2 separate regions of the Homo sapiens genome follow, and region 2 is linked to region 1. Evidence: read pairs that join two places in POLR2A ChIA-PET (ENCODE). Cell type or tissue: MCF 10A. All regions are shown on one strand. Each heading gives the region's core, and the rest is flanking DNA. Links, peaks and the distances in the headings are about the cores only.

Region 1 (5,384 bases), core at 183-5,182:
CACCTCTAGCATCAGTTAAAAAAGAAATACTTTTTATTACATTGACATTGATAAAAACAGAATTTTGTCCTGTTGAATTTTCCTTCCATTTCAATCTTTTGGGAGAAATTCTTAAATTATTTTAAGCCAGCAGAATAACGTAATCTCCAAAGTTTTACTATCAACTCTTCCCAGAGCACTGTTAATATGCAGAAGCCTAGAAAATTTAAGGGATCTGTCTTAGATGTAAGTGGTTATGAAAATAAAATCCTCTATGGCATGTTAAATGCCCAAAAAGACCTATCTGCTTCTCATTTTAATAGTAACTCTCGTTTTACCTAAACTCCTAAGTTCATGCTTTATGCTATGCAACATCTTGGGAAAGACTTTTAGTAAATTTCACTTATAGGGTAGTAGTATGTTCTAAATTTTCAAAGCTTGGGGATTCAGATTTTTTGTCTCTCTCTCTCTCTCTCTCTTTGTAGTTGAGCCTATGTGACATCATTATTATCAATCCAACCAAATTTTGCTTTTGAGTCTGGCCATTATATTACACATTGCTTAAGTTCTTCTGTTAATAGTATTTTCATTAATCACCCACCACTCTCTACGTTACCTCCCACATCCTCTGAACCCACTTTAATTTGGTTCCAACCTTCCACCACTGAAATAGGATTCCTCCCTCAAGGGTCACCGATGATGTTTTAAATATAAAGTTCTCTTTTTAGTAATTCTCCTTAACCTCTCTACAATGCTTGGGACTGTTGGCCACCTTCTCTTTCTTGAATCTCTTCTATGTGTCTAATTACTGCTATGTATCTTGCATGATTCTTCTCTGTATTTGATCACTCTTTCTCATTTCACTTTACTACACCTACTGCTCTCTAAATATTGGCATTTTTCTGGCTTCCATCCTTGGTCCATTTCCTTTCATACCTTGTTTTTTGAGTGATCTCCTTCTCAGTGATGAATGCAAGGCTGACCTTCCTACCAAGATATAGATTCCTATTTCCAAATGGAAAAGGCTTCTGAATATGTTCACTTAGATGCTCTGCAGATTTCTCAAGACTAATATACACCAAACTAAACTAATATATTTTTCTCTTATATGCCTACTTTTAGCCGACTAGGTATTACCAGTTTTATATATGACTTCTATTCAGTTTCCAACCTGGAGACCTTAGGTTTCGTTTTACTCCCATTCTCTTTCTACCTTCCCCCTGCCCAATCTAATCTGTCACAGAGCCTCATGGGTTTACCTTCACAGTGTTCCTCAGATAATTCCTTCATTGCTGCTTCTACTCTTTCTGATCCCTGATCAGATCATCATTTTTCATCTAGTCCCTAAATCACCTTCAGATTTCCCCCATATTCAAGTCTTCCTCATTCCACCTTAACATTGCCATAATCCTCCTTCAAAAATATATGGTTGATGGTAATTTTTCCATTTTATAAATTCTTCAAAATCTTTCAAAGACTGTAAAATAAAATAGAACAAGGAAAAAGATGAAGGGACTATGGTGAGCTGGAGCCAGCTCCTAGCAGCTCTCTAGGGCAAAGAATGTTTTAGTTTGCTATTCTGTCAATACTTTAGTTCCTCTGTTTCTTCTGTGCTTTGCATAAGGTATAGATTTTACAGCCATTCAGATCTGCAATTATATTAATTCCTGGCATGGACTTTTTCAAAGATTAGGCAATCCAACTAATAATGCTTTTTTCACTGACTATAAACTTCTCCAAATATTACAACAGATAATTCATAAAATTGGCATTTCTAAATTTGGAGACTTATTAGCACTCTCTCAACAACTTTATAGCAGGATTTTTTAAAAAATGATCTTAATTTTGCCTCCATCTTACACCACAATGAAATTTTGATAGCTTAGAATCAGTGTGATTTTTTTCAGCATGCTCTATCACTGATGTTAAAAATTTGTTTCATAAGTAGGCCATTTGAAGCCCTCTGAAGAAATCAGAGAACAGTCAGATTCCTACATTCTAAGCCATTCTGAATTATACAGCTGAACCCAAGACAGGGTCATTTCCCCAGGGTGCCTCTGAACCAAGAAAAACAAATACTTCAAGGAGCAAAACATAAATTTCTAGTGTTTACATCTAATTCAAGCTCTAGAGTTGCATCTTCAAACTTGATTACACCTTGGACCTTAGTTGAGCTGTAGCTGGACTTGAGCTTTTAATAAATCATTCTAGTATTAGTCATAGCACAATACTCAAATTCTCTCTCTGCCTTAGAAATTGTAGTTTACAAATCCTTGACCTTTATTTAATTCTGAAATATTCTTTCTTTTTTTTTTTAATGCCACATCCTCTAGTCAGAATACAAGATATTTTGGAATTTAAGAAACACAGTTATCTTGATACTAGAGCAGCATTTAGAAAATAAACCATTCTTGGTGGAGCCAAGATGGCTGAATAGGAACAGCTCCGGTCTACAGCTCCCAGCATGAGTGATGCAGAAGACGGGTGATTTCTGCATTTCCATCTGAGGTACCGGGTTCATCTCACTAGGGAGTGCCAGACAGTGGGTACAGGACAGTGGGTGCAGGACAGTGGGTGCAGTGCACCATGCGTGAGCCGAAGCAGGGCGAGGCATTGCCTCACTCGGGAAGCACAAGGGGTCAGGGAGTTCCGTTTCCTAGTCAAAGAAAGGGGTGACAGACGGCACCTGGAAAATCGGGTCACTCCCACCCTAATACTGCACTTTTCCAACGGGCTTAAAAAACGGCACACCAGGAGATTATATCCGCACCTGGCTTGGAGGGTCCTATGCCCACGGAGTATCGCTGATTGCTAGCACAGCACTCTGAGATCAAACTGCAAGGTGTCAGCGAGGCTGGGGGAGGGGCGCCTGCCATTGCCCAGGCTTGATTAGGTAAACAAAGCAGCCTGGAAGCTCGAACTGGGTGGAGCCCCACCACAGCTCAAGGAGGCCTGCCTGCCTCTGTAGGCTCCACCTCTGGGGGTAGGGCACAAACAAAAAGACAGCAGTAACCTCTGCAGACTTAAATGTCCCTGTCTGACAGCTTTGAAGAGTAGTGGTTTTCCCAGCAGGCAGCTGGAGATGTGAGAACAGGGAGATTGCCTCCTCAAGTGGGTCCTTGACCCCCGAGCAACCTAACTGGGAGGCATCCCCCAGTAGGGGCAGACTGACACCTCACATGGCCAGGTACTCCTCTGAGACAAAACTTCCAGAGGAACGATCAGACAGCAGCATTTGCAGTTCGCCAAGATCCGCTGTTCTACAGCCACCGCTGTACTGCAGCCACTGCTGCTGATACCCAGGCAAACAGGGTCTGGAGTGGACCTCTAGCAAATTCCAACAGACCTGCAGCTGAGGGTCCAGTCTGTTAGAAGGAAAACTAACAAACAGAAAGGACATCCACACCAAAAACCCATCTGTACATCACCATCATCAAAGACCAAAAGTAGATAAAACCATAAAGCTGGGGAAAAAACAGAGCAGAAAAAATGGAAACTCTAAAAAGCAGAGTGCCTCTCCTCCTCCAAAGGAACAGAGCTCCTCACCAGCAACGGAACAAAGCTAGACGGAGAGTGACTTTGATGAGTTGAGAGAAGAAGGCTTCAGACGATCAAATTACTGCGAGCTACAGGAGGAAATTCAAACCAATGGCAAAGAAGTTAAAACCTGTGAAAAAAAATTAGACAAATGGAAAACTAGAATAACCAATGCAGAGAAGTCCTTAAAGGAGCTGATGGAGCTGAAAGCCAGGCTCGAGAACTACGTGAGGAATGCAGAAGCCTCAGGAGCCGATGCGACCAACTGGAAGAAAGGGTATCAGTGATGGAAGATGAAATGAATGAAACGAAGCGAGAAGGGAAGTTTAGAGAAAAAAGAATAAAAGGAAATGAACAAAGCCTCCAAGAAATATGGGACTATGTGAAAGACCAAATCTACATCTGATTGGTGTACCTGAAAGTGACGGGGAGAATGGAACCAAGTTGGAAAACACTCTGCAGGATATTTTCCAGGAGAACTTCCCCAATCTAGCAAGGCAGGCCAACATTCAGATTCAGGAAATACAGAGAACGCCACAAAGATACTCCTCAAGAAGAGCAACTCCAAGACACATAATTGTCAGATTCAGCAAAGTTGAAATGAAGGAGAAAATGTTAAGGGCAGCTAGAGAGAAAGGTCGGGTTACCCACAAAGGGAAGCCCATCAGACTAACAGCAGACCTCTTGGCAGAAATTCTACAAGCCAGAAGAGAGTGGGGGCCAATATTCAACATTCTTAAAGAAAAGAATTTTCAACCCAGAATTTCATATCCAGCCAAACTAAGCTTCATAAGTGAAGGAGAAATAAAATCCTTTACAGACAAGCAAATGCTAAGAGATTTTGTCACCACCAGGCCTGCCCTAAAAGAGCTTCTGAAGGAAGCACTAAACATGGAAAGGAACAACCGGTACCAGCCACTGCAAAAACATGCCAAAATGTAAAGACCATCAAGGCTAGGAAGAAACTGCATCAACTAATGTGCAAAATAACCAGCTGACATCATAATGACAGGACCAAATACACACATAACAATATTAACTTTAAATGTAAATGGACTAAATTCTCCAATTAAAAGACACAGACTGGCAGATTGGCTAAAGAGTCACAACCCATCAGTGTGCTGTATTCAGGAAACCCATCTCACGTGCAGAGACACACATAGGCTCAAAATAAAGGGACGGAGGAAGATCTACCAAGCAAATGGAAAACAAAAAAAGGCAGGGGTTGCAATCCTAGTCTCTGATAAAACAGACTTTAAACCAACAAAGATCAAAAGAGACAAAGAAGACCATTACATAATGGTAAAGGGATCAATTCAACAAGAAGAGCGAACTATCCTAAATATATATGCACCCAGTACAGGAGCACCCAGATTCATAAAGCAAGTCCTTAGTGACCTACAAAGAGACTTAGACTCCCACAGAATAATAATGGGAGACTTTAACACCCCACTGTCAACATTAGACAGATCAACAAGACAGAAAGTTAACAAGGATACCCAGGATTTGAACTCAGCTCTGCACCAAGCGGATCTAATAGACATCTACAGAACTCTCCACCACAAGTCAACAGAATATACATTTTTTTCAGCAGCACACCACACCTATTCCAAAATTGACCACATAGTTGGAAGTAAAGCACTCCTCAGCAAATGTAAAAGAACAGAAATTATAACAAACTGTCTCTAAGACCACAGTGCAGTCAAACTAGAACTCAGGACTAAGAAACTCACTCAAAACTGCTCAACTACATGGAAACTGAACAATCTGCTCCTGAATGACTACTGGATACATAAAGAAATGAAGGCAGAAATAAAGATATTCTTTGAAACCAACGAGAACAAAGACACAAAATACCAGAATCTCTG
Region 2 (5,384 bases), core at 135-5,134, 60 kb after region 1:
TGCATAATAGCATACATTGGGGGAAATGAACTATTCAAAAGCAGGTGAATAAATAAATGTTGGTATTTCATACAATGGAATACTACTTAGCAATATAAGTGAATGAAGTATTTGTATATATAAAATAACACGGATGAAAATCCCAAAATTATGCTGACGAAAATAAGGTAGACATAAAAGAGCACATGCTTTATGCCCCCCTTTATATGAAATCCTTGAATTACCATGATGAATGCATGGTTATAGAAATCAGAACAGTGTTTGTTTCTATGTAGTAGATATTGACTGCACAGTGCCAGAGATGATGGAGATCTTGATAGGGATGCAGCTGATATAGGTGCATTTTCAAAACAGATCATACTGTACATGCAAGTTCTAAACTCAGCATCCATTTGAAAAAAGAATGCAAATAATTTGAAACAAATTTATCAAAGTTTCACTCTTAAAGAAACACAACTAGTTGTTAATGGTGTGTGTGCACTAATTGAGCAATGCACAACTTCTTAAACTTTGAAATCGGATTGAACACTGCTATCTTCTCCTGTTTCACATTGATTATCCTGTGGTACTTTCTTTTTATCATTTCAACCTAGAAAATTCAGTAAGTTTCACAAAGATATAATGTCACCAAAAGGAATTTAACATTATTTAGAGTTGAAACTGAAACGCCTTGAGCCAATAGTTCAAACAGTGTCTGAGAGATATCAGAAGTCCGTGTATTTCCTTTGAACAATTTGAACATTTCCCTCCCTTCACCCTTGTGTGTTTGTAGCAGTAAACCAAGCACATTGGCTCCACAACATGGAAAACACAGGATCGGATGGTTTGCAGGGCTTTTTCAACTCTGAAATGTTACAATTCTATGTTGAGAGGAGATTTTTGTAATAAGAAGATATTCTGTCTTTGCAGCAAGCATATTTAAGGTCACCATCACATTTTGAATTCTGTATTCTTCCTAATGAAAGATATTGATATGCAGCATAGATAGGAGTAACGATTTGAAGTCAGACATATATGGATTTTGCATCCACTACTTACTATCTGAGGACCAGAAAGTCCGTTAAATTCTCTGAGCCTCAGTTTTGTCAAGTGTGAAATTAAGATAATGTCATACATACCTCACTGCAATGCGGTGAAATGAAAGCAATACATGTAAACCTCTCAAGCAAGTTCGTAGCACATTGTTAGTGCTCAATAAATGTCATCTATTAAAATGAGCACTTTTATCATTCATTGAGTTTGAAGTATTTTTTTAAGATGATGAGTTTTTTCTAAACAAATCAAGGAGCTCATAATGTCAAATATATCACTATATTAAATTAGGAGATGCAGACTAAAAGTAAAAATATATGAACCAGCTTAAGTAACTCTTAATCATTTTTCTGACTACTTTCTATCTTGCTTAACAAAACATATCAAATTTTAAAAACTAAGTATGTATTAATTCCATTTATTGTACATAAGAATAATCAGAAAATTATGTTTATTCTGTTTTCCAGTTTTTTTCTGGGGATTAGAAGATGGCATGGTCATCAAAATAAAGGGCAAAGGATACAATCCTCTGCTAAGTTTTTTGTATTTTTCCTGTTTGAACTTCTGGCCAGTTTCTGAAGCTTTCCACCCTGTATCTGTCAAACAATTATTTCTCAATTTGAGCAAAATAGATCTTGAAAATTATGGCATCTCTACCTTCCCTTCTGAAAGCATAACAGAACTGGGAAAAGGATGGAGGGAAGAAGGGAGAGAGGGAGGGAGAGAGAGAGAGAAAAAAAAATCAACTTACACCAATATTACAGCTATCTATTCAAAGGTAAAAGAGAAAACTTGTTATGCTTGTTATTTCCATGCTTATCAGTTTGCAAATCATTTGTGATACTTGTGCCCTGTTCGAAGAGTTGATTTACTTATTAACATTAGAAAGTGCTTGAGTCAAATAATAACTACTAGATAAGCTGCAGATCTGACTGAAGAAGTAGAATTAATGTCACATTTGACTACTTTTGCCATTGAGAAACATACATTTACCACAGGCTTAAGTACGTGATATTTCTTGAGTAGTATTAGTCCTCTAAGCTCTGGCTTCACTGAATAGTAAGGGTAACAACAAAGCGCTGGAACATAGCCAGTCACTGGCACAATAACACTGTTGGGCAATAGCACTCCTGTGGGTCGGCTGTGGCAGGGATTGTAGACTACCCAAGAAATTGTAGGGACAGGATCGCTTCAAATTCAGCAAGCAGAAGACACTGTGTAGGACTGAGTGAAATGAATCTATACACTTAAGCACAGGAAATTGAAAAATAATAGTAATGACCAGAGTAAACTAATATTCTTGACATGAAATTATTGGTATGAGATCCAAGAAAAAGAAACCTGCCTACTTACTCCAAAGGAAAGCAATGGTATCCCGCAAGGAATTGATGAATTTCTCTCTAAAATCTTGAAGAATTTATCTACATGTTTATTGTGCATTTTCCTCTACCTTTGCTCTCTCAATTGTCCTGTAAAGGGGGATTTTCCCTACCTATTTCTCTGCCTCCACTGTGGGCCAACATAGAAGCAAAACTAATTACTCAGAGGAGCCATTCATGTACAGAAAGATTATAATATACTCTTACAGAGTCTCATTTTCTTACTTATAAAAACTAAATATGATTGGAGTAAGGTAAGAAGGCAGACAGAACTGAAAGAAAAGACTTGGCCAAGAAGTAGGAGAGAATATATTGTCAGAAAGAGACTCAAAATTGAGCAGTTTATCAGTGGAGACCTTCTCTGTAATCCACTGTCTGTGTCCAACTTTCTTTCCAACAATCCTAGACTTTTGTATAATCTTCGGAGTGGAGAAATATCTTAGGTGAGGACAAAGGAAAATTCATGAGCAAGGTGGAATTAAACAGGATCTGCTGGACATTTCTCTTTGTGTCTATGCAATGGTAAACACATTGGTGATTTAAAAATCTTCATATGAAGTCACTAGTTTGAAGCACCATTATGAGTTCTAGGGAACTGAAAAATTCTGCAAGAAATGTTCAAAAAATCATTTAAGTTCTGTGTAAGAATTTTAAAATAGCAATTATATAAATTAATGTGATCTAGAGATTGATGAAATTTCTCTGAAGCCAGGAATGAAGCAAGAGCACAAGTCTAAGAAATAATTGAATGCTGAAGGTCCTCACTGACCCAGGATATATCATCACTGGTAGCTTAGAGCTTTAGTTTTAATGACTGCTTAAGAGAGAGTCAAAGACAAAGACAGGGCCATTGTATAGTGAGGAATTCAACTGAAGACCTTAGTGAAAAGCCCAGACTTACAAAGACCTAAGTCAAAGAAAGTATTAAATAAGAGATTCTCTGATTAGGATTTGCTTTGGGTAAAGGGAGAAGCAGTAGTCTTCCTAAAATATTTTTGGCCACATGTCTGTTCTTCAGTGGGCTTGCATCCTTAATTCACACTATTTGCAATTAAATAATTTTAATTGAAAGAAGATCTCAGTCTGTAGCTTTCTAGGACATAGAGAAAGTAGGTAAATTCCTTCCTGATAAACACACCCTCACATCAAGCTTCAACAAATTCCCAGAGAGTTTTAATAAACATATGTTCAGAATCAGAGATCATAAACCAACCCAAAAATAAATTAGGCATTGTGAGTGAGCAACAGCGGGACAGATAGCAGACGTCAGCGATATTAGAATTATTACAAATATAATCTGAGTATGACTAAGTTTATATGAATAAAATATGGAATAAAAACATGAGTAAAGACCAAGCATCTATCAAAGATGAATAGGCATAGTTGAGAAAAGGCAAAATTGAATATTTAGAAATAAAAATATAGTTAGTGAATTAAAACTAAGTTTGTGGTATAGCAGCTTAAAAGAGAACTAATGCCACAGCAGATATAAATGCAAAAAACATATAATTGATGCCCAGAAAGATAAAGTCATAGAAAAGTATAAATATGAGGCTAAGAAACATGAGGCTGAGATAGTTCAGCATATATCTGTGAAAGTTCTGGAGAAAATAATATACTGAAGACAGACAGTATTTTACTGGATAATGGTCAATAATTTCCCAAAACTAATTAAGTCAGGCTGAGGGATACTAACAAGTCTCAAACAGAATAAATTTTCATACCTAGATATGAAATTAGAAAAGCTGCAGAGGACCAAATAAAAAAGTAGTTGCTTAGAAAAAGCAAAGATAAAGGATGATTTACAAAGTAATGATAACTAGATTAACATTTGGCTTCTCAACAGACTTCTCAATGGAAGCCAGAAGTCACTAGAATTTTACTTTCTAAATGCTGAAAGTTTATTTCAACCTAAAATAATATACCCTGCAAAAACAACTTTCAAGAAAGCCAAATTAAAGACTCTTTTATAAATAAAAAGTCTATCTCCAACAGATTCTCCCTGAAATAGAATCTAGAGGATATATTTTAGGAAAGAATATACTTTATGAAGGATATAATTTAGAAACATCCTAGAAAGAAGGTCTGAGATATATAAATACATGAAGAACAAAGGGAGGTAATTGGAGAGGGCTTACAGGGAGCTTCAATAGCCTAGGAAATGTTCTATTTCATTGTATTATTATTTATTATGTTATATATGTTTTTATATGCACCAAATGCTCATAATTTTAAAAATAGATGAAAATTATCATCTGATCCCTGTGGAAAAAATACATTTGTATACGAGAAAGAGGAGCATATTACCCAAAAAATCCACAGTGAAAATCAAATCTCTGGGAATAACTCAGAAAAGGAAGCAAAGCAAACAAATATTATTGACAACTGTTTTGAACAAACTGTGTTAGACAACTGTTTCCCCTAAAGTATTTGAAGAGGTGTTTTCAAGAAATATGCGTATCTGACACATGTAAAGAACAGGTCAAGGAGACAACATAATCAACTAGGAAGTCATGGGAATTGTGTAGAGGAAAAATTGACCAATGAAATAGCAATAATAGAATGGGCCTTGCTAGAAAATTGATACAGAAAATTGCATCTGTGAGCTGAAGACAAATTTCAAAGTTCTTTTAGAATGAAGTATAAAATAATGAGGTAAAGAAAATAATGAAAGGACAATAAACATGGAAAACAGAGCAGAGCTACAAGTAAGAAGATTACAGATAGTGGTGTAAACGAAAGCAGATATAACATCCACAATGTATTTATTGAGTGCCTCCTATTTGTAGGCTCTGGAGTAATACAAGCATATGTCATATCACTTACTACTATACTAACATGTAAAGTTAGCATTATTTCTCCAATTATGGAAAAGGATATTAAGCCACAAAGAAGTTACTTGTTAAAGATCACACAGTTGGAATTTGAGCCTAGGTTTTTCTGGTTCAAATGTTTGAACTGTTTATCGTTTTA

Evidence for each region. Peaks named below come from ENCODE experiments on the same cell type or tissue, not always from the same donor. Only the 100,000 strongest peaks of a DNase experiment are listed, where the experiment ranks them.
Region 2: POLR2A ChIA-PET joins it to region 1 with 5 read pairs; 2 of 35 experiments call an interaction of 5 or more read pairs at or near these places.

What each region holds. Positions count from the first base shown.
Region 1 is chr4:141,546,898-141,552,281 of GRCh38, forward strand. No RefSeq gene overlaps it. Among named protein-coding and RNA genes, the nearest start is that of LINC02276, 28 kb to the right of the region's middle. In MCF 10A, for the core only: no CTCF peak of the experiment used is centred there; no DNase peak of the experiment used is centred there.
Region 2 is chr4:141,607,315-141,612,698 of GRCh38, forward strand. No RefSeq gene overlaps it. Among named protein-coding and RNA genes, the nearest start is that of IL15, 27 kb to the right of the region's middle. In MCF 10A, for the core only: no CTCF peak of the experiment used is centred there; a DNase peak (open chromatin) is centred at 2,117.